Linked DNA regions of Homo sapiens: region 2 is linked to region 1. The links are chromatin loops, found by intact Hi-C in ENCODE. Cell type or tissue: heart right ventricle. All regions are shown on one strand. Each heading gives the region's core, and the rest is flanking DNA. Links, peaks and the distances in the headings are about the cores only.

Evidence for each region. A loop is a pair of places that touch in the nucleus more often than their neighbours do. Peaks named below come from ENCODE experiments on the same cell type or tissue, not always from the same donor. Only the 100,000 strongest peaks of a DNase experiment are listed, where the experiment ranks them.
Region 2: it touches region 1 in a loop (2.4-fold over the local background); 4 of 110 quality-filtered maps call a loop at or near these places.

The regions. Positions count from the first base shown.
Region 1 is chr5:38,658,425-38,675,531 of GRCh38, forward strand. LIFR-AS1 (LIFR antisense RNA 1) reads left to right here. Exons shown (of 9, transcript NR_103554.1): 9 at 12,602-12,792. Among named protein-coding and RNA genes, the nearest start is that of LINC01265, 53 kb to the right of the region's middle. RefSeq lists an enhancer at 1,883-2,177. In heart right ventricle, for the core only: a CTCF peak has its summit at 8,807 (motif pointing left); DNase peaks (open chromatin) are centred at 8,787 and 12,583; H3K27ac peaks cover 156 bases.
Region 2 is chr5:38,571,985-38,579,984 of GRCh38, forward strand. All of the region lies in intron 1 of LIFR-AS1 (LIFR antisense RNA 1), which reads left to right. LOC105374735 (a long non-coding RNA gene) reads left to right here and starts at 3,456. Exons shown (of 2, transcript XR_925936.3): 1 at 3,456-4,397; 2 at 7,162-7,616. It also overlaps a transcript of LIFR not described here. In heart right ventricle, for the core only: no CTCF peak of the experiment used is centred there; a DNase peak (open chromatin) is centred at 4,567; H3K27ac peaks cover 1,176 bases.

The DNA.
Region 1 (17,107 bases), core at 4,689-12,688:
TGTCAAAATAATTATGCTCAATGAAGCCAGACAAGAGTATATATCGCATAATTCCATGTATATAAATTTCTTGAAAATGCAAACTAATGTATAGTGACAGAATTTAGATCAATTGTTGTCTGGGGTAGGGAGCAAGTGTAGAGTCGGGAGGGAGAGATTACAATGAAGCAGGAGAAGACTTTTGGGGTTGAATCATATGTTCATTATATTAATTGTGGTGATCACTTCATAAGTATATTCAAATGTCAAAACCTATCAAATTGTATACCTTAACTTTATGCATTTTACTGTATGTCAATTTTACTGTATGTCAATCAACAGCTTAATAAAGAAGCTGTTTTTAAAATTCAGGAATTAAAAATAAATTATTAATAGATAACAGGGTGTGGGGAATTGACCAGGAGAGAAAAAAAGGCAACTAATTGACTGTTTTTCCCAGGGTCAGTCCAGACAATTTTACGAGTGTACATTCTTTTTCGGTTTCAATTTAGTGCCTCAAAAATGAGTTATTGTCCAGGTACTTTACTTTGTATCTCTAGAAAAGTGCTACACTTAAACCAAAACAAGTGGTTTATATTATAACCCTTTTTACTAATCTATTTTAAAATCTAAAGACATTCTTTTATTTTTACATGTATCATCATCACCTATGCCTCATCTACATATTAAGAATAGCTTATTTCTTAATACTTAATGCTTTCTATTTATTGCTAGGATTTTGGTGGAAGAGATTTTCCAACTCTTCATCCTCAAATAATACACATATAATAACAGTGGGTAACAGTGGAAAAATAAATGAGCACTAGGACTATTGATCGGGTTTTTTTTTTTTTTTTTTGAGACGGAGTCTTGTTCTGTTGCCCAGGCTGGAGTTGCAAGCTCTGCCTCCCGGGTTCACGCCATTCTCTTGCCTCAGCCTCCCAGGTGCCCGCCACCACGCCCGGCTAATTTTTTTGTATTTTTAGTAGAGACGGGGTTTCACCGTGTTAACCAGGATGGTCTCAATCTCCTGACCTCATGATCCACCTGCCTCGGCCTCCCAAAGTGCTGGGATTACAGGCATAAGCCATCGCGCCCGGCCCAATTGATCTGGTTTCTTAAAGAAATACTTGACAGGGAAGGAAAAGAATAGAAACAGACAGAAGAGGCCAGGAACAGTGGCTCACTCCTGTAATCCCAGCACTTTGGGAAGCCGAGGCAGGCAGATCATCTGAGGTCAGGAGTTCGAGACTAGCCTGGCCAACATAGTAAAACCCTGTCTCTACTAAAAATAAAAATTTAGCGGGCATGGTGGCATGCGCCTGTAGTCCCAGCTACTAGGGAGGCTGAGGCAGGAGAATCGCTTGAACCCGAGAAGCAGAGGTTGCCATGAGCCCAGATCGTGCCACTGCACTCCAATCTGGGCAACCCAGTGTGGGCGACAGAGGGGGGGAAAAAAAACAGACAGAAGATATATTACACGCAAATGTAATGAAAGGAGCCTGATGGGATTCTTGTTCAATCAAATCAATGGCAAGCTGACTTTTTTTTTAGGGGCATTTAGATACAAGTGTGTGGGAGATAATATTAACGATTTTTGTGAGTGGGAAATGGCATATGATTACACATGAAAATATCTACAATGCTTAGGTATGTCTACCAAGAAGTATGAGGCCAGATATGACTGAGGTCTGGGCTAAAACAGGAGCTAAAAATAAATTATTTAGGCAGTTAGGGTAAGAGAGTCTTCAGTAAGGTTTCCCTTTTAACAAAAAGCAGCCCCCAAATCATTTCTTTTCTAACAAAGAGCAGCCTGTAAAATCGAGCTGCAGGCATAGGTAAGCAAGCTAGAAGCTTGCACGGGTGAATGCCGGCAGCTGTGCCAATAGGAAAAGACTACCTGGGGGCCAGACATGTTCAACATGGAGGTTCCTTCTTCCGTTTTCCTTGTCAACCACGACTACAGTAAAGGAACAGGCAACATGGCGCAGGCAGCGTAGAGAACCTGTCTGCATAATAAAAGATCAGGGTGGGGTGGCCAGCTTCCTCATGTGCTATGTAAATGATACACCTGGTCCAACCAATGTTTGGGCCCTATGTAAATCAGACACCGCCTCCTCAAGCTCGTCTATAAAATCCCGGGCATTTCACTATGAAACCGGAACACCCGCCCAGGAGTCCCTCTCTCTCTCTCTCCTCCTGCCAGAGAGAGAGTTCTTTTCTCTTTCCTCTTGCCTATTAAGCCTCTGCCCTTAAACTCACTTCTTGTGTTTTGGAGCCCTCGATTTCTTTGGCGTGAGATGACGAACCTCGGTCATTTACCCCAGACAAGATGCCACTTCATTTCTACTTTTGTATATATTTGAATTTTTGCATAATTAAAAAAATTTAAAGGCTTTGTTAAACTACTAGTCACATTTTAAAAGGGGGATAGACAATCTTTATTTGTCAGATATTTTTAAATAAAGAAAAGGAAAAGGGGAGAGGATAAGTATGCGAGGTGTTAGATGTGTTAATTAGCTTGATTTAATACTTTGCAATGTATACATATATTAAAACATCACATCGTACACCATATATACAGTTTGTCAATTATATCTTAATAAAGCTGGAGGAAAATATGAAAAATTAAATTTAAAAAAGAGGAGAGGAGGAAATCAGTGATCACAGCAAAAAGGAAAGAATTGACCTGCAAATTAGAAGCCAGGTCGGGGAGGGGTGGAGCAGGGGGTGGGGGTGGGGTATGTGTATGGTACTGCCTCAGATCTATTTCCAGAATTGACCTAACCTGACTGAGTGACCTTGGAGAAAGTCCCTTACTCATTTTAAAGTGGGGGAAAATGCCTGGCTTCCCAGGTGTGTATGAGAGTTAATTGCCTTTTCTGCAGTCCCAGTGGATGGATGGGTGGAGTTATTCAAGGGCCTCCTATCCTCCTAAGTGTCTTTAGGAGACCTGATGGTTTTATTCCCTCTGAGCTGCCACTGGATCAGATGACAGGCGGGTGGGCAGCCTCCACATTCTGCTCCTGTCCCCAGTGAGGTTTACTTTCCAGGAGCCATTTAATCTCAGAAACACTGCCATCTTTCCAGCTTTTGAGGCTGGAAATCCATCTCTCTGTGTTGAAGCTCTTTATTCCTTGTGGTCCCACTCCCTGGAGCACTGCAGACAAGAACCTAGGTGACAAGAAAAAAATGGAATGACCCCAATTTAACAAGCTCCCCTCTACATTTACAGGGCAAACCGTGACTTTTCTCAAGGCCCACAAATTATAGGGAGGCAAAGGGTGGAAAAATCCAGGAAAAAAAAAAAAAAACAACCATACCACCCATACAAACATACCAGATGGAAGGAAAAGATGCCTATAATTCTCGTGGCTTTCAAAGGTATTTATTTAGTTCAGATATTTATGAAACAAACCCTAGAAATTCCAGGTATCTCTCCTAAACAAAAGAACCACGAATGTTTGCTTCTGGTCAGCATGAAAAATTGGTGAAAAACTAGATGTTAGACATAGGTTCATAAGGTAGATCTTTACAGCTCAGATACAGAGCACTGCAGGCACGTTTTCTTACCTAGTTGTCCAAGTCAGCATCAAACTCAGAGTCACCAATGACTCTGACAATGTTCAGGAGATGCTTTTCCTACTGATGTCAAGGGCAAGCTTCCTCCACAACAGCCATACACAAAAAAAGAAGTAAAGATAATTATTCAAATCATGGCACTGCTAAGATTTTCTAACTGATCTGAGCCCCCCAAAGAAATCCTGATTCGGACTATCTGGATTTTACAATGTTATCAGTCGTCAACAGACTTTGCCTTCCTTGAAAGTGCTTCCAATTGTTTCAGTGGCTAAAGGGACCTAAATCAACACTGGCTATAGCAAAGAAAACAAACCACTTATAAACTTTCCCATACCTGCCAAAACTGGAAAGCTATAAATAGGGGGTAGCAAACACTGTTCAAAAATATTTCTCAGGGAGCAAACAGGCGGAAAGGAGTGAATAATTTTCAAAGAAGTAAAGGATTTTTTTTTTTAAAGTTCATTTTGCAACTTGGAATTTCTGCGGCCACAAGGAAGTGAGGAAAACATAACTCAACCGTGATAATATGATTCCTAATGTTATAAGAAGCTAAAATGTTGTGTATGATTTAAGCAATTCCATTGCACACTATATTGATATAGTGTTTCATTATTCTTTGTTATTCCTCTTATTGCTTCTGGGAGAGGCAGGGCTTTTTCAGGATCATTAGCCCTTTCGTACCTTCCTGAAGATAGGCTCATTTTTCCCAAGAGAAAGTTCAGTTTGTCAAGGTTATTTAACATCTGAGCCAGAGCTGAGATTCAAATCCAAAGTTCCATTTCTGTATTCATTTGCACAATAATTTCTTTAATCATGGACTTTGTTATTAAAGCATTTAACTCTACTGTTAAGTGCTCACTGTTGTTCTAAGGAACAGAAAGAAATCTTTGGAGCTGAACAATCTTAAGTTTGAATCTTGTTTCTGCCCTTGCTCATGGTGTGACCTAGAACAAGGGCTTACACTCTCCCTGCCTTGGTTATTCTGGAAGTGGCGCATGCAGCTCCCTTCTTAGAACCTTATGATTAGTTGGTCTGGCAACTGATTCAATGATTAAAAATAAATCAAGTTAGAAAAAAATTCTGAGGGGATAAAATTGTGTCTTTAGTTTACAGAATCCTACCACAGCACGTAATTTCCTCTTTTATAAGTTGAAAATTAAATGAAAGTGTATGTGAAGTGCTTAACATAATGTTTGGCAATAGCAAGTAAGTATTTAATAAATGCTGTAGCTATTTTCAATAATAATAAACACCCTCTGATTAGAATGACAGATAAATCATTTCCTAGATTAAAATGACTTCATTTATATGTGCATATATGAATATCAAATGATAATAAATGGTATACATATGCAAATGAGATCATTCTTCTGATGGACTATTTGATCCAAGAATGTTCGTGAAGCCATGAACTTCATCTTCCTCTTCCATGGCACAGCCTTGGCAACCCCACTTCAAAATAGATGCTTTGTTCATTCCCTCAGCTAGTTTCCTTCCTTCTGTTTGTAATATGAAACATTGCTTTTTGGCTTCTGACCCTGTGAAGGAGGAGAAGACCACAAAGCCAAGAGTATTTGCAGCCTGGAATTAAATGCTGAGGTGGCCCTGGCCTTACATGTGCAACACCTGGGCCTTGCTGAGGTAACCAAAGGACTTGTCACTATTTAAGATGCCCTTCAAAGTCCAAAAGAAATTTAGCAGGACAAAGGACTGACAAACCCCAGCATGTTGTTGAGTTGTTTCCTTACTTTTGAAGGGCATTTTTGGAAACATGTTGTGGTGGCTCACGCCTGTAATCCCAGCACTTTGGGAGGCCGAGGCAGGCGGATCATGAGGTCAAGAGATCGAGACCATCCTGGCCAACATGGTGAAACCCCGTCTCTACTAAAAATACAAAAATTAGCTGGGAATGGTGGCGCGCCTGAAATCCCAGCTACTTGGGAGGCTGAGGCAGGAGAATCGCTTGAACTGGAGAGGCAGAGGTTGCAGTGAGCCAAGATCATGCCACTGCACTACAGCCTGGCTACAGAGCAAGACTCCATCTCAAAAAAAAAAAAAAATGTATTGTGTATGGTCCACTTATATGTACGTTCACTAGATATGGGTGGTTTGTTGTTTGTTTTGAGATGGAGTTTCACTCTTGTCACCCAGGCTGGAGTGCAATGGCACCATCTCCACTCGCTGCAACCTCTGCCTCCTGGGTTCAAGCGATTCTCCAGCCTCAGCCTCCCAAGTAGGTGGGATTACAGGCGCCCGCCATCATGCCCAGCTAATTTTTGTATTTTTAGTAGAAATGAGGTTTCACCATGTTGGCCAGGCTGGTCTCGAACTCCTGACCTCAGGAGATTTGCCCACCTCAGCCTCCCAAAGTGCTGGGATTATAGGTGTCAGCCACTGCACCCAGCCAATATGGGTGGTTTGAATGTTGTTTTTTTCATCCTTTCTTGTCTCAAGATCTGTAAGTCCCAGAAAAGCATGGCTGGAAGGTCTTGCTGTTATTGGAGGTGCTGCTCTCTAAAGGAGATGGGTAAGAAGTTGTGTTAATTTGGGACCTCTAAGAAGCAGATCCTAAAATGAGATTAAACATGCAAGGACTGAATAGGCTGGGAGAGCCATCGACTGCAATGCAAGCTTAGCAGGGAAAGAAGATTGTTGGAAGCTCCTGAGATGGCCTTGAAGCCTATAAAGACTCACTCAGACCATCAGGCAGTCCTTGAGTAAAAGTCAGCTGTCAGAAGAGGCCTATGTCAGCCAGGAACAGGCAAGCCTACCTTGTCATCCCTGCCAAGTAGAGTCATTGGTGTGAATAGCTTAGAGAAAGTGTGAGCTTAGTGCAAACAATGAGCTGAATCTCAGATGGCATCAGCTAGAGTCAGTTTTGCTCGCTGTAGTTGATGGTTTGTGAAGTGGATTCCGATGACTACTCCAGGAGATGGTCACTAATTGCCTCAGAATGTCCTATGGGGATCTCAGGCAGCTGCTGTGGAAGTGAGAGGGCTGTCTGTGGAACACAGAGATGGAACCCTTCCCAGGTCCCCTAGACACACACATGCTATGGACATATACACACAGTTCATGCACATTCACACTATGGGCACATGTACCTTGAGTGCGTGCGCACACACACACACACACACACACTATGGGAGACTACATATTCTGAAAGGCACAGGCAGACACCTTTCTACAAAATAACATGCATTAGAGAAAGTCCCCCACTTCTATGGGTATGTACTGGGACCACACTGTCATGTTGACCTGGTTATTCACAGCTGGTTTCTATGCAGAGGGTTTGGTTTACATTTTCCCTGGCCAGGAAAAATGTTTAAGCGGTGGGGTCAGTTAAGGAATTAAGGAGGAGAAAGGAGAGGAGGAGAAGGAGAGAAGGGCAGAGTGAGAGGGCGCTAAGAGTTTCTGATACCCATTACACAGCTGAGATCTGCCTCCTGCCTAAAGCAGAAAGAGACCAGCAGGGCTCTGGTTGGCACAGCCTAATTACCCACACAGAGGCAGCATTGGCAGTTTGGCGGCAGGAACTTCCTATAGTAGTGACAGTACTTAAGTCTGTGGTATGGCCCTGGGGAGCTTGGTGTGGTCTTAGTGGAGTACTTCTGTGTTGGCCCTTTTGGCTCTGGAGCCCACCCTAGTGGTTTCGCCCTTCAGGGTAGTCACAGAGTGGAGTGGAAGAACACACTTTCCCCAGGGCTGGATGCTGGCTAAACCAGGGAGCCAGGCTGAGCTGGCAAAGATCAGCCCAGAGTGGAAGTAACACCACAGGGATATGTCCTGCTCTGTACATGTTTGAGGAAAACCTTGCAATTCATTCAACACATGTTCACAGATACACTACCAATCTTCCTGCCGGGTTCTGCAAACACAAATCATTTTGAGCAAAAATAGAGGTCATTCTTGCCTAGATGGGGATACATTTTTAGTTGGAGAGATAAGCATTAATAAATAATCCACCTAAATGACAACAAATGACAACTACGGCATGTGCTCTGAATGGGGGGAAACCCATGTTTGTCATGGAAAAATGTAGTGGGGGAGGTTTTGTCTCTTCCAGAAAGTCAGAAAGGGGCCCCTGAGGAAGTCCTCCTAGCTGAGATGTAAGCCTTCAACCTCCACAGAGAGGAGCAACATAGAGAAAGCACACATGCACTGGCCCTTTGGTGGGAGAAAAAACAGTACCTGCGGGACCAGAATACAAAGGGTTGGAGGCCAATAGAAGTGCCGCCCAAAGAGAGGTGCAGATGCATGAAGGGCTGGATGAAGATCTAGTGGATTATTTTAGGCTTTTCATTTTTCTCCCAGGAGCAATAGGAGGCTACTGAAGGGCTTTAAAGAAGAAAGATGATGAGATTTGCATTCTGGAAAAAAATAATTGTTGTAGCTGCAGAATGGGGCTGAATTGGAGGCAGGATGAGAAAGAATTCAGGCAGAATAGGTAGGGAAAGAGATGACTGTGGCACAGACCAGGGTAGTAGAGGAGGGGATGGAGGGGAGTGGAGGGATTCAAGAGAGGATTTGGGGACCAAATAGAAATGACTTGGAAATGACTTCGATGTGGATTGAGATAGGCCTGACTCCTAGGTTTCCAGCTTGCACATTTGTCTGGATGGGAATGTCTTCACTGACAATGGAAACACTATAGAAGGATCAGGCTTGGGGCAGAAGTGGGACAGGGTCCTTTGGGACATTGAAGAAGAAATATCAAGTAGGCAATTGTACACATGGCTCTAGTTTCTGACCACTAAGGTGAGAAGGTAGCCTCTGTTGTATTGTATTGCACCATCTTTTGGATGAGTTTTTGGGGTTGGAGAGGCAGCCTGGAGAGGAGAGTCAGTGGGGCCTGGGCCAGGAGGGTATTTGCCACTCCTGGCCACTCTCTCCAGAGCAACTATAGCAGCTTTCTAGCCCAGGTACTTGAGTTCGGCTGCTTAAGAATTTTTGACACTGAATAAACAGGGCTTGAAAGAACCTAGTTAACAAAAGATCAGATGGGACCTAGCAGAAGGCTCATGAGTCCTTGACAAAAGAAAGTTCTGAGGCCTAATATTTGTTCTTCCTACCCAAAGTTGAGTTATAAACAGTGTACCACTATTGACCTTCACTGGGATTTGCTTTCCTGGGATCTGGAGAAGCACAGCGTGTTCCTGTGCATGAACATACTGTTATCTTTGGCTTGGTCTGAGGCTGTAGAACAGTCCAGATGGTGCTCCTGCCACCTGGAGGACAGAAGCGGAGGTGGAGGCTGGTCTCCTGCTATCTCCCCCACACTTTGGGGGCACAGAGAATCCATGGGAGGAAAACAAGGAACTGGTTTCTCCAAGAAGTTGTACAAACCAATGTCAACAGGTCAAGCCAGGGCTTTGGGAAGTCAGACATGGGCACTGATACATTTCTTAAAAGCCTGGGGGACAAGCGGATCACCTTCTCCCATAGAACACCCCGGGGGTTACTATCAGAAGGGGAATAATGGGTGGATGGACCATGGGACCTTCTGCTTTGTCTGTTTGCACATATCCTTCTTGTTGTTGGCAGGTGACTCACTCTTCCACCATGGAACAAGGACAGACCTAACCCCTGAATGAGATAAGCAACTGAGCATGGTGCCTCAGCTCCTACCTCTCCTCTTTAGGGGTCTGTCCACTTGCAAAAAGCATGTGTTTTCATCTGCTCAAGAGGTTAGCAGTAAAGACTCTGCCCCCGTGGGCAAGACCTGTGTTTTCCTGCTTTGCCTGTGACTGAGTGGATACATTTTATTCTGCAGCACAATTTTAGTAAGCTCATTTAGCATTCCTACTAAACCTTGCTGTCTAATATCAGCTTTAAATATTAAATGTGATTTTTCAATCTCCCAATATAGGGAGATTGAAAGGAACAGGAGTGTCACTCATTGGGCTTCCGAAAATCCCAACAAATAGAGAAAACTGTCTGGAATGCAGAGCCTTGAAGATCTTTGTATGGCTTTAAAATGTGACATATCCTCCCAGGTAGTTAAGAAAATTCAGCTGCTTAGAGAATTGAACTGGACCTTCTGATTGCCATATCTAATCTGGGTACAAGTATGTAGTAGATAACTTTCTCCCATCAATAAGTGTGAATTCATCACGTAGCCATTCCAATACAGGACAAACCAAGGCAAAACAAAGAAAAAGAAAACTGTATTTGTGCCTTTCCCGGGACTCACAGAGTTGCCACGCAAGGTTATTTTTGATTTGCCCCTCCAAATCCATTTCCAGCTTTTTTAGCTCTGCCTTGAGCTGCAGGAGACTGCCGGTATGGACTGTATCAATGGGCTTCTGGTGGTTCAGCCAGAGGGAGGCACTAGTAAGCGGTCAGAAGGTGGGAAAGAGAGATGTCAGTGTTTTTGACTCCCCTCTTCACTAGGGTATGGTGGTCCTGTTCCTCTACTGATGAGCAAACTCCCATCAAAGGCCTCCTCTCCCACATTACAGCTCTTACTGGGTTCTGGCACCTGCCAGTTCTCCCCTTGACCCTTCAAACCTGGGGGTGTAATGGCTGCCCACTTTCATCAGTCCCCTGGTGCCTCAGAGTCCCTTCTGATCCCATTTAGTCCTCTACAGATAGTCTTTTCTTTAATGTTCTTTGTACCATCCTGAATGCACTCTGTTTTCTGTTGAGACTTGAGTCAGAAATATTCACTACCAATAGTGAATTAAAAGCCTTCTGAATTTCAGTCCGAATTCTTGGCTATGTTCACACTTCCCTGCACTGGTAACTGGTGTACAGCGACCAGGTACTGTCTAGAAAAATGCATCTTTGGGATACTCTGATCCCTACATGCATCTCTCCATGAACAGACGTAGTTCATTGGTTGGCTCCCTTGAGTCAATGGGCAGGGAGAGCATTTCAGCATTGTGAGAATCGGTGCATTAGAAACACTTGCAGCTCCCCATGACTCAGAACCCATGGCATTCTAGAAATCTTTAATGCCTATTATATTCAGAGTTTTAAAAAGTTATTAATGTACTTTGGGAGGCTGAGGCGGGCGGATCACAAGTTCAGGAGTTCAAGACCAGCCTGGCCAATATGGTGAAACCCAGTCTCTACTAAAAATACAAAAATCAGCCAGGCATGGTGGCAGGCACCTGTAGTCCCAGCTACTTGGGAGGCTGAGGCAGGAGAATCACTTGAACCCGGGAGGCGGAGGTTGCAGTGAGCCGAGATCATACCACTGTGCTCCAGCTGGGGGGACAGAATGAGATTCTGTGTCAAAAAAAGAAAAGAAAAAGAATTGAGGAAGAATAACATGGAGTATGCTGAACATTTCTTTAGCAAGAATGTTAAAAAAGTAATGTTTTTATCCCCTTTTGAACCTGGCACTATATGCTATGAATCCAATTTTAGGATTCTTTACTTGATTAGAAACCATTTTACTCTTTGCTGAGTGCAAAAATGAATGAAATGTTTGAGTCAGATATGGTGTATCATTATTAGTCTTTGTCCATGGGGCACCTGATTTGCTTTCATAGTATTTGTTGAGCCTCTTAGAGCTAGGCAGGAGTGAGAACTAAAGGATCATTGTTTTTATTGGACATCTCCCTGTTAGCCCACAATGCAAAGGAGTTTGGCCTTGCTGATTCTGGGAAATTAAGAATAATGCACCTAAATACATAATGCACATATTATGCACCTAAATACATAATGCACATATTATGAGGCAGATGCTGTACTAGGCATTTTACATATATAACCTCCCAGTATTCCACAGTGCTGCAAAAGATTATTATCATCATCATTTTACAAATGAAGAAACAGAGGATTCGGGAGGTGAAGGGATTTCCCCAAGGAGCTAGAGCTAGTGAGTTTTGGTCAGGATTTGGCCCCAGGCTAAATACCTCGAAGCCTCTAAAACACTTATTGAATCTGCCATTTTGGCCCCTTTTTTTCTGAGCAAAGGTATTTGAACTTTGTCACAAAGTGGTTATGTGATGTTGGACAATTTTTTCTACCTCTCTGGCTTCAGTTTACTCCTTTGTAAAATAAAGAGGCAGGGCTGAAAGAAATATAAGCTCTATGATTATTTGATATTAAGGTTTATGTAAAAACATTCCCTGACAATAGACTGTATCCGTCAGGATTTAGAAGTCTCCCAAGTTATTTCAGCAGAAATAAATTTAATGCAGGGTTGCTTACAAAGGTAATGGGAAGGGCTGGGGGGGCAAGTGCTAGGGCATCTTCCAGGAGTGACTTCCAGAACAACCCTGCAGTTAGCAGACTGGAGTATAGGATCCCTAGACTACAGGCAGTGTGTTAAAGCAGAACGATTAAGATCTTGAAGTCAAACAGACCTTGAGAACAGCTCCAACTTACCCACTGATAAGTTGGGCAATGTATATAACCTCTCTGGATCTTAATATTTTAGCTATAAAATAACAAATGTGAAAATATTTATGATAGTGCTTAACAGTAGTAGGTAATCAACAGTAGTAGGTAAGTTTTGTCCTCTCCCCTCCCCCAGAGACAGAGGTATGTTTATTTGAGAATAGATGAAAAAATATACAGACAGGAACAATGGGAAATAATAATAATGAAGAAGTAAGATGGGACCAGACAATAGAGGGTTTTCCTTAAAAAAGAAAAAAGAGGCACGTAAACATCTTGAATTCTATAGGCAATGGGGGTTGATGGCAGTTTTTGGATAGGGAAATAACATGAGAAACTTGGCTCTTTGGCAAGATAAATATTGCAGCCACATTCAACAAGCAAGTTGTTCTTACGATGGTTAATATGAGATGAATGCCTTTGCCAGCCTCTTTAAAAGAATGTTCCCTTCCAATTTCATGGAAAATGCCCTTTGGGAAACCGCTGGAGGAGACTGTAGTCCTTATTTAGTGGGAAATATTTAATTGAAACAATGCCGCTCACTGTTAAGCTTAGAAGTAGATTTTATCCTCCTAGGTGCAGTATGGTGGGCCTGGGACATGATCCTCATGAGTCACTGGCAGAGGGCTGGGAAATAGAGGGGTTATGGTAAGACTCCCTCACTCCAATGACGTTGTGTCCCCAACAGGTACATGCCTGGGAAGACAGCCAGGGAACAGGCAGCTACATCAACCAAGAAGGCTGACAACATGTTCCATCCCACAACTATGTGGTAATTGCAAAGATGAGAAAATAGCAGAGATCCTCCAGTCAGCCCTGGAATGAGTTTAGGGGAGAGAAATCATGCAATCTCTTAGTAACATGGCATCTGTAAATTCACTTAAAGACCTCAAATGATTATAATTCAAGTGACCTCAGACACAGAAAAACAGTTTGTAATACCTTCCAACATCAAGACATTTTAGAACTAAAATTGACTATGAAGGGTAGTACTTGCTGAAAGTAGATGCTTAATATGTTTTGAGGGAATGGGTCTTTTTTTTTTTTTTGGGAGACAGAGTCTCGCTCTTTCACCAGGCTGGTGTGCAATGGTGCGATCTTGGCTCACTGCAACCTCCGCCTCCCGGGTTCAAGCGATTCTCCTACTTCAGCCTACCGAGTAGCTGGGACTACAGGCACACGCCACCATGCCCAGCTAATTTTTTTTGTATCTTTAGTAGAGACAGGGTTTCACCATGTTGGCCAGGATGATCTCAATCTCTTGACCTCATGATCTGCTTGCCTCAGCCTCCCAAAGGGCTGGGATTACAGGTGTGAGCCACAACACCCGGCTTGGAATAGGTCTTTTACACCAAAGCCCTCATGTTTTAATGAGGTAATTAAAGCCTAGAGGGCTATGTAATTGGCCCAGTCACCAACTAGATAGTGGCAGAGGTAGAACCAGAACTCAAGTCTCCTCACTTTCAATGTAACATTTTCTCTCTTACTCCATGTGGCATCAGGCTCCTGTTTCTGAAGGAAATCGATGTACATGTATTGTGGTGCTGTATATGGAGAAATGTTTAGCCAGTCTTTTTTCTGAGATCAAAACCAGGCCATGATAGCCATCTTCCTGGGTCTCTGTGAGGTTCTTGGGACCCAGAGTTCTCTATGATAACATCCTGGAGGGGAACTGACTCCTACAATGCACGAAAGAGATCTATACCAAGAACATGGCTCTCACAGACGAGCCAGAGGCCAAGAGCTAGGGAGGGGTTAGCTCAGTGTGCGTGAATTTCTTCTGAATTTTAATGGTTTTGGAAAATATTAAACATTTCTTCCACCGACTTCCTTTGGTTTCAAAACATGAACACTAGAGAGGCAAAGTGGAGTCATGAAATCCAATTGGTGGTGAAATCCCCCACAAGGGGGACCAAGAAAGTGAGAAAGAAAGAGAGAAGAGGAGGAAGAAAGGGAGAGAAGATACAAAATAAAGATAAGAGAAGGGAAAGAGTAAATAGATGCACACGTCCCCACAGCCGTCTTTTCCTGGCCACACTCTTCACAGGAATCTGAAAGCTGGGCTCTAATTCAGGAGCTCTGAAGCTGTTTTGAGTTTCTTTCCATAGTTTCTAGGCATCTAATCCATACCAAGGATTCCCATGGGGAAACTGTTATCTCTCAACTCAGTGAGGGCTATTGACAAAGACCAGTGCTCTTTCTTCTCTGTAGGTAAACAGTGACTCATGCAAGCCTGAGGGAGAAAATACAGTATATCTAAGAGTTAAGACCTCCCAGCTTCACATTCTGTTATAGCAGCTGCTTCATGCCAGTGGCAGCATCTTGCCAGAGTTCATTCCCATAGTGCTTCACTAAGGGTGGCCTTTGGCTATAGTACCAGAAGGAGGGACTCCTCTCACAGAGAGTAGAAGTTCCTCCTGTGAATCATGGAGACAACTGTTTGCACTTACTTATGACCCTATCTCTTTTAGGTGTCAGGGTCTCTCAGATCTTCCAGTATTTTCTGTTTTATTCAGCGGGAGGAAGACCACATAGGACTCTCAGCACCACCACGGAGGTCAACTCCCAGCAAGTCTCTGGAACTCTTTGATCAGCAATTCCACATATTTTTATATACCCTAGAGAAAAATCTCTTATGTATTCACAAAGAGGCCTGGGAGGCTATTCATTGAAGCATTGTTTTAATGGAAGAAACTTGAAAACAATGTAAATGTTCATCCATAGGGGATGAAATGAATAAATGTTCTTGTAGTGATACAATGGAATACACATGGTAGACAAAATTAATTAAACACAGCTCAAGGTAGCAATCTAGATGACTTTAAAAAACATAATAATAAAAAAGAAAAGCAACGTACAGCAATATCCCATTAAAATAAAGTTTGTAAGGATGCAAAATAATATCACTTATTATCTTTTGAGGGAGTGAGGAGAGATCTGCAGAAAGTGAGAAAATACACCATGGAGATATTTGGGGGAAGAGGGCTCAAGGTAGAGGAAAAAGCAAGAGCTTAAGGCCTGAGTTGAAAACCTGTTTGATGTGTTTGAGTGAGAACAAGCAGGTTGCTGTGACTGGAGAGTGGAGTATTTGGGGCATAGGAAGGATAGAAAATCAGGCCAGAGAGGTAACCAGTTTTTAGACCATGAAGAACCTTGTAGTTGCCACTGGAAAGTTTTGACCAGGGAATCTGTGGTGTAAGGTTTGAAATTAAGCCCCAGTATTATGTGCTGCCTCAACATTTGGGAAAAGTAGGGCCTCAGATGGCCTAATTACAAATTACCCTCCCAAATGTCCTCCCCATGCATACAACACTCTTATCAAATGGACCAGGTGCGGTTACCGCTTCTCTCTGAGAAGTGGGTTTCAGTTCCTTGCTAGCTTATGGAATTATTCAGCCAACAAATCACATCCTCCTGTGGGAACCAGGGGGCACTACACCCTCTTGCTACTGCAGAGCCTGCCTTCTACAGCACCTGATGGTCTACTCTGTTCTCAAGTGCAACCCCTGTGTGGCCAGGCGTGGCATGCAGTGTTCTCCTCTCCTAGACTGTGAGTAGAAATGACTAATCAATTGTGTCAACCTCATCTGTCCAGTGTTGGATGCCATGTGTATACCATTAGCCATGCCCATAACCCTAAAGCCGGAATCTCTCCCTCACCAAGGAAATGAATAGGAGGCAACATGAGTCACGTCACCTGATTCGTGCTTTAAATTGGGACTACATTAGTATGTACTATTTGTGCTTTACTATTGAGAATAAACTATGAGGAGCTAAAACCAAAAACAGGAAATCTAGGTATGAAGTCATGGAATCATTCAGATATGATGGTGGCTTAGATGAGGGTGGAAGTAGTGGTAGAGAGATGTACTTGGCTGGATTTGAGAAGTATTGTGAAGGCAGAGACAGTGGGCTTTGCTCAGAAATAGAATATGAATGGGGAAAAGAGGAGTCAATTTTTTTTTGCCTGATAGCTGGTTGCCATTTATTCATGTGGGGGAAAGAGAGAGAATGGCTGTTTTTATAATGCTTCTCCCTGTCTTACACAAATTGTTGCACTAATTAAAAATAAAAAGGAGAAAGTATACCTCATTTTGTGAGGCTTGTATGGTCTTGATACCAAATCCAGTACAAGAAGAAAAAATTGTTCATTGATCATTTTCACTTACCATGAAAGTGAAAATCCTAAGTGGTAGAAATGATCTAACACAATCATCAAATTTAATTTTAAGATTTTAGATGCAATTTCCTTTATAGTTAGGAATAAGACATGTATAGCTTGGTGTCATTGCCACACCAACAAAATACAGAAAGCCCTGATCAATGCATTAAAAAGAGGAGAGAAGAAAACCAAATTGTTATTATTTATAGCTACAATACCAGATGGAGATCAGATGCATGGGAAACCTGAGAATATCAGTAAAATATTAAAATTAATAAGGGAGTTCAGCAAATTTGTTAGATTTTAAAACAATATACAAAACTCTGTGTTCCCATAAAAAACAATAATTTAATATAAAATACAATACAAGATATCATTCACAGTAGCAACAAAAACTATAAAGTATGTAGAGATTAACCAAAGAAAACACAGGATGTTTACAGAGAAAAAATTTAAAATTATGAAAGCACATACCAGAAAACCTAAATAAACGGAACTCTAAATACCATATTAACAGCTTGCTTTAACCTTGTAATTAATTTTTCTTAATCTCTAAATTCAATGTAATTACAATTAAAATCCCAGAAGGATTTTTAACATGGAAAACTGATTCTGAAATTTATGTGGAAAAAAGAAATATTTTCAAAGAGTTAAAGCAAAACCAAAAAAGAAGATATATTAGATATTAGGATATATTACAAATGAAGGAAATTTTTATCAATAAAACAGAAATGGCAGACTAAAAGAAGCTATTGCCAACTACAGCAGAAAAATAATTGTTTTAAAATTTATATCTATATAAAGTATATAGTTAAAATATAAGAAACGTTTGTTAATGCAGTTAAGTCAATATTGAAAGTGAAGTTCAAAGCAGGAATTTGGGGAGAAAAATTCACCCTATGAGGTAATCAGGCAAATTAGAAAGTCATAATTCTGCAAACCAGCAAAGTTAGGAAACAGCAAGAATAAAAAAACGGGCAAAGGTATGGCTAGGCCAATCAAAGGAAGAAAACCACATGGCTAAAAATTATA
Region 2 (8,000 bases), core at 1-8,000, 91 kb before region 1:
TTTTCTAATAAATAGGATTGTTTTTACTATAGCTTAAGCCCACTTTATCTTTGAATATTATTATGGAGAAAAACGATTCAAAATCGTCTGTATAAGAATCTTGTCTTTACTTGTATATTAGTCTGTTCTCACATTACTATAAAGAAATACCTGAGACTGGGTAATTTATAAAGAAAAGAGGCTTAATTGGCTCACAATTCTGCAGGCTATACAGGAAGCATAGCAGCTTCTGCTTTTGGGGTGACCTTAGGAAGCTTCCAAACATGCAGAAGGCAAAGAAGGAGCAGGTGTCTTACATGGCAGGAGCAGGAACAAGATATATAGAGTGAGGGGAAGGTGCTACACACTTTTTAAACAACCAGATCTTGCAAGAACTCACTCACTGTCATGAGAACAGCACCAAGGGGAGAGTGTTAAATCATTCATGAGAAACCTACTCCCATGATTCATTCATATCCCACCAGGCCCCACTGCAACATTAGGGATTATAATTCAACATGAGGTTTGGGTGGGGGCACAGATCCAAACTATTGATTTGAAAATCCTTATAAAGCACCCCTCAACATTTGTGCTACCACCTGTTTATCCAGAGCTTATGACAGACATCTCCAGTCTATCCTAGTGCTCCTTCTGTGCGGGCCTGAAGGGGGGTCAGAATATCTTTCCAACGCTATGCTTCAGGCAGTCATTTCCAATCCATGAAATGTAACCTGCTGGATTGAAATGAATTTGCCATGGTTGTTAACAATAGCTACCCCTTAATAGCACACCTACTACATGCCAAGCACTTTGTGCAGCCTTTTACTTAGAATCTGTTATTTCATCTCCATTTTAACTACCATCATAGTCATCTAAGTCACCATCATCTCTCACCCAAACTGTTGTGATCACATCCTAACCAATCATACTCCTTCCCTACACACTACGAAACAGTTCAAACTGTGTGCATGGTCTATATAACCTGCAAGATGTGGCCGCTGCAACTTTCCCCATCTTTGTTTCTGTCACTCTCCTGTGTTCTAACCATTGATCCACAGCTGGATTGCAGGTTTGGAAATTCAGCCTTATTAGTTCACTAGAAGGGAGCAAAACCCTAGAGAGTCAAGTCACACTAATCAGCTCACAAGAGCTTAATGTGTAATGCACAATACCAATTTACTAATTTAAAATGAGAAATGCAACAATTAAACCAACCAGATATTTGTGTTGCTTGTCTGTGACTTCTTTCTGGAAGCTAGAAGTAGCCATTAGGAGCTTTTGAGCTGGAATCAGACTGCCTGAGTGCAAATCTTGACTCTCTGCTTACTAACTAGGTGATCTCAGGCCAGTGGGTCAGTGTGCCTTTCGATGTCTACTTCACCATCAGTAAAGCAGGGGATAATAATGAATCCTACCTGTCTGCGTTGTTGTGGTTAGGAGTGAATGAGAAAACATACCTGTTACATATTACCATATTACTTAGAACAGAAGTTGATGCATAGTAAGCATTCAACAAATATTAGCGACTGTTCCTAGAATGAAAATCTACTGAAAGAACTAACTTAATATCAGAGCAAATGAAATTAAATAATTTTAAACAGAATTTCTTTTGCCAGCGTGTTGACCTTGTAAGTTACTGTTTATGCATTCATCCCATTCAGTAGTTATTGACACCCAAATAATTTCAGACATGATCAGATGCACTTGGTAGTCCCTCATCGCATAAATATAAATGAATGACTGGATGAATACTGAAATGTAAATTTACAAATCAGCATATATTTTTGCACTTTCCTGATTTTGTCACCACTCCCACCCTATTTCCCAGTCCTCTTTTTGCCTTCAGTTTAAAAGGCTTAAAAAGCAATCAAGGGGCTGGGTGCGGTGGCTCACACCTGTAATCTCAGCATTTTGGGAGCCTGAGGGGTATAGATCACTTGAGGCTGAGGCAGACCAGCCTGGCCAACATGGTGAAACCCCGTCTCTACTAAAAATACAAAAATTAGTCGAGCATGGTGGCATATGCCTGTAGTCCCAAATTACTTGGGAGGCTGAGGCAGGAGAATTGCTTGAACCTGGGAGGCAGAGGTTGCAGTGAGCCGAGATGGCACCACTGCTTTCCAGCCTGGGCAACAGAGTGAGACTCCATCTCAAAAAAACACAACAAAACAAAAAAAAAGCAATCAAGGTAAGCCAACCACTTAAAAGCCCGGCCTGCCACTGCATCTGGTCTTCACTCTCCCCTCTGCTTACTCCTGTCAGCCACACTCACTGTCTCTTTTCCTTACACATGCCAGGCTCCTTCCCTCTATAGACTTCCCTCATGCTATTTCATCTGCCTGAAATTTGTCACCCCAATTCTTGGCCTGGCTCATGTCTACTTGCCTCAGACACTCCTCCCAGACCCCCCGGACTGGTTAGATTCCGTGATTGCAATTTTCATAATTGTCATTACATGGCCATTGTTTACCATGGGTATTCCTTCCCAGTAAAATCAATGAGGACAAGGACACTTTTTTGTTTCCTGCTGGATCTCCAGTCTTCAGCACATGGGTAGGTAGTCAATCAATCATTGTTGAATGAATGAATTTAATCTTCTCAACAATTTTCTGTAAGGGAAAGTCAAGGCTTTGAGCTGTCAAGTGACACACCTCAGTTACACAGTCAAACTGAGAGCAAGTTCGAACTCAGGTCTTTCAACGAAAGCCCTTTACTACCCAGCACTGCTGCCACTTGGTTTCTGCAAGTTACCTAACTATCTACACACACCATCATTTTCCTTAGCTTAGACTATACTCTACTTTGCATGCTGACGGTCACAGTCTTTTCCTAAGCTCTGGACTTTTGCTTTCATTCTTGAGCCTATCCAAACCTTCCCTGTAATATCTATACACATTGTTTTACCTCTATAGCTAGAATATGTTATATTTCATCCTATCAAGACATCTTTTGTTCCCCTGCAACCCTGCAATTCCACACCTACGTATATACTCAACAGGAACTTGTGCATGTTTTCACCAAAAGGCATGCACTGAAATTGTCACAGCATACTATTCATAATAACTCCAAACTGGAAACTATCCACATGCCCATCCAAGCAGAACAGATCAACTGTTTTGTATTCATATGTCATATTATATAACAGCAAAAATAAATGGTCTAAACTTAACAACACAGATGAATCTCACAAATGTGATGTTGGAGGAAATAAGTCAAGAACATTCTATTTGATTCCACTTAGAAAAAGTTCAAAAACTGGCAAAACTAATTTACAGTATTAAAAGTCAGGAATGGCAGCTACTCTTGGAAGAGTAGTGATTGGAAGGGGATGGTGGGGGCCCCAGGGTACTGATAATGTTCTTAGTGTTTAGCTTATAAAAATTCACCAATATATACATTTATGATATATGCACTTATATTTATGTATATTATACTTTAAGAGGTTTTATAAAACAACTTTGTATCTGTTTGTTTCTGATTACTTCAATTTACGGAGACAAGTTTGCAATCTGATGCCGTTGTCTGATGTGCTGGTTACCCACCGTTTGCCCAGAGAGAGCTTCCTATACATGAAAAGAGACCACTCTGAATTGTTTAAAGTCTAAATTGTGACAATTGTGAAGAACACAGGGCTGCCTGCCATAGACTGTCAGAAATCCACTAATGGCTGTGCTGAGTCCATGGGCAGCTGTGGTTTGGGGCACAAATTAACAAACACACATTACACAGTCCGCTGATCCAGAAAATGTGCTGGACTGGTTTCCCACCTCTCATATCTCTTCTCCATCCTCTGTAGGACCCAGAGGCCCCCCACCTATAGGCTCATCCCTGCTCTGGGTTCTGGGACCAATCTTGTCCTTAGGGGGAAATTTAAAGAGACAGATTTGGGTAACTGAGGTGACCCGGGCTCAAGTCGGTTTAGCTCAGATACTTGGAATGGTAGGCCTGGAAAGGAACCTTGTGAAGATTGCTCTTTCTAGGATTTATTCCTGTGTCACTGGTTTTGCATTTTGTTTGAGAAAGAGATACAGAGGAAGGTGATGGGGGAAGGGCATCATAATGCTGTGGAAAGACCATGGCTTTGAAATCAGACTGCTGGGCCCACATACTAATGCCGTGGTTTAATCAGCCACGTGGCCTGGTTATATTCCTCCCTGAGCCTCTGTTTCCTCATCTCTATGGTAGGGATAAAAGAACCAAATTTAAAGTTGTGAACCTCAAAAACCACCTTGCTGGTCTAAGTCACTATCATCTCTTGTCTGTTATTGCAATAATCTGCTAACAGTCCTCTCTGCTTCCTGCTTGCTCCACTGCCATCTGTGGTCAACATCATATCCAGAACAATCCTGTTTAAAAATGTAACTTGGATGATTCTTCCTTTTGCTTAAAACCTGATCATGCCTTTCAATTTCTTACAGGTAAGAGCCAGAGTTCCTATGATTATCTAAAACAGGCATAACCTTGCTCAACCTTGGCACTCTTGACATCCAGAGCCAGATAATTTTTGGTTAAAGAGGGTTGTCCTGTGCATTATAGGCCTAGCTTTCCATGACAGACTTGCCAGCATTTTCTTGGTTCCACTTGACTATAATGCGAGCCAGCGCTGGGACTCATAGAAACGTGACACCATCCGATAAGCAAACAACTACAAATGCCAAGAGTGAAAGAAGGCTTAGAGGCTTGGCTGGTTGTCATTTTTAATGTGTTAACGTGACATTAGACAGTTTCTTTGGCAGGTATCACAATAGTGTCAGCAGGGAATCATCTGGTTACAGTAGTTAGTTGCCTGTGATAAAGGATCAAGTAATCAAGTACGTATTATTTCTATCTCAGATTTTCTTCATGCCTGTTATAGGGAGGGATTCGGGGCAATATTCAGACACATTCAAAGCACAGAGTTGTGAAAATTAGTCAAGCAACACTGAAACTAAATTTTTAAGTAGAAATGGATCGGACACAATCCTAAAGTGCTCACATAAGCAAAACCATTGATTGAACCATACTGCATTTGTCTGAGATAAAATTGGAAATCATTTATCAAGCTGTCAGTGGAATCGATTTGAACTGACACTGATGACACAAACAGATATTGAAGGTTATAAGAATTTCTTGAAAAGCTTAAGACATTCAAAGACACCAGTTAAAAAGATTTTTATGATTTGGTTTCTAAACATCTGGTCATGGTATTCAGCCAACTCATTCTCCTCCCTCTCCTTTCTTCTCATCCTGACTTAATGTCTGAGTATGAAGCTAACAATGGAGGAGGATGTAGTGCTGATTGATGGAAAGAAGCAGATATTTGAAGCTACGTTTTGAGTATCTAGATCTAATTGTAAATGGAGCCCTGATTTCAGCTGACTGACACCTCTCGCTCTGCCTACCCACCTACTCCTTCCTTTCTGATTATTCCCTACCCAGCTCTCAGGACTTCCATTTACCACACCTGGGCAAATCTCCCCGGTGCCAGTCATCTGCCTAGACTGCCCCTTCACCTTTTCCCACACTGTCCAGATAGTGCCTTGCCTGCCTAGTCTTCCTCCCACAAGAACCTGCACACCCTCCTCTTCCTGCCCACTGACTGATAGCATCCCCACCTCCCAGACACCTTCCCAGAGTGCTTCTCTCCAGTTTTGACATGTCCTGCCCTGTCAACCAAGAACTTCATCCTCTCAAAAACCATGGACGTTTTAGCTCTGTAACCAATGTTTGTTTTGCTTAACACAGTTTGAATTAAGTTTCTGTCACTTGCAACTGAAATAGCCCTTGATCTTCATTGGTAACAGAACTTAATCTTTTTAAAGCAGATTGGTTTTGGTTTTATTTTTTTGAAAGAGCTAAGGGTCACTTAGAATCAGGCTTTTTGAACAACATAGGCATTTAAGCATGAAAGTATCATTTGTGCATAAAATATTTTGCACTAAAATGTAATGAATATAAACTCAAATGTGATAAAACTGATTTCATACATGCTTCCAGGAATTCCAAGGAGGACCCTCCATGGTGCCTTCTTAAATTGAAATGACATTTATTTAAATGCATGTTATCACATGACTGTTAATCAAACAGTGGCTTTAGAGTGGCATTTTTCCAAGGTGTGGTTAACAGACAAGCTGCATTGGTAACATCTAGTTTAAAATTCAGATTCCTAGGACCCATCCAAGGCCCATTAAATCAGAATCTCTGAGAATTGAGCCTGAGAATATTCTTTTATTTTCCTTTTTCTTTTCTTTTCTTTTTCTTTTTCTTTTTTTTTTTTTTTTGAGACAGAGTTTTGCTCTTGTTGCCCAGGCTGGAGTGCAATGGTGTGATCTCGGCTCACCGCAACGTCTGCCTCCCGGTTTCAAGTGATTCCCCTGCCTCAGCCTCCTGAGTAGCTGGTATTACAGGCATGGACCACCACACCCAGCTAATTTTGTATTTTTAGTAGAGACGGGGTTTCTCCATGTTGGTCAGGCTGGTCTCGAACTCCCAACTTCAGGTGACCCGCCTGCCTTGGCCTCCCGAAGTGCTCAGATTATAGGCATGAGACACCACGCCCAACCAAGACTACTCATTTTTGATAAAATTCCAGGTAACTACTAGACACTATTTCTTTTTTTTTTAGACAGTCTCACTCTGTCGCCCAGGCTGTAGTGTGTAGTGTAGTGGTGCGATCCTGGCTCACTGCAAACTCTGCCTCCCGGGTTCAAGTGATTCTCATGTCTCAGCCTCCTGAGTAGCTGAGATTACAGGTGTCCACCACCACACCCAGCTAACTTTTTAAAAATATTTTTAGTAGAGACAGGGTTTCACCATGTTGGATAGGCTGGTCTCAAACTCCTGACCTCTGATGATCTGCCTGCCTCAGCCTCCCAAAGTGCTGGGATTACAGGCGTGAGCCACCACGCGCAGCCTAGACACCATTTCTTTAAGACACGTTTCATATATATTTTTTTTAGTTCACCTTCAAGTGTACTGTCCTAACCTAAAGAATAATTCCAAGAACACTTCCTCATTTAGACAATCAATACAGAATGAGTACACCTGTGAAAAGTGGTAAAGGTTCAGATAATTTAGAAATACTTAGAAGTAGAAGGCATTAGTCACCTTAGGCTCAGTTGGCTGTGGTAACAAATGATGCAAAATATTAATGGCTTACAATTTCAAAGACTTATGTTTTATGCATTTACATTTCCATTCTAGGACTCTCCAGAACTCTAAGATGTCAGAACAAACTTTGGGACATAGCTGGTCTTGTAGCAAAGGATACAAAGAATAGATGAACTACACCTGGCTCTTCGAGTGTCTGATAGAAGAAACACACCTTACCCACAGCCATGTTACATTGGCCAAAACAGGTCACGTGGCCACACTTGGGGCCAGTGAAGTAGAGAAGGATAATATTTCTACAGAAAAGGGATACCACAGGGAGGAGCAGCCAACATTTTGAACAGAAATATAATCTGCTATATAGGACATTTCATAAAGTAGGTCAAATATTTTTGGAAAAAAAAAAGAGGGGAGTCTATGTATGGTCAGTTAAGTTTAGGAACTCCTACATAATACCCATCTCTAGAGCTATGCAATGTAAACCAGCACACCGAAGGCTCTCAGAAGTCCTGCAATAGAAAAATAAAATCAAGATTGTTTAACCCCAAGTTTCCAAGCTTTGTTTCCATGGAACATTTTCCAAACACCATCTCAACATACCTCAATAATTTGAGGTATACTCACCAAGAAAGTCAATTATGTTATAGACAAAATACTGCAACACTTTCTTCTACTATAAAGCATTCATTTGAGCTATTCCTAATAGAATGTTGCATAATAAACTCTGTGTAGCTTTGAGCTATTCGTGTGTTTTTAAAAATGTGATATTCTACTAGGTCATCCAAAAACCTGGGGAATTCTATGCAAATATCTTAATATTCAACAGTTACAGGCTGTTGAAATTTAATAGTGTTAATGGAGAACACATAAGAGGTGACTCTAATAAGCTAGCTCTTCCAGGTAGAAGAGTGTTCCCAAAAGGATTTTAATTT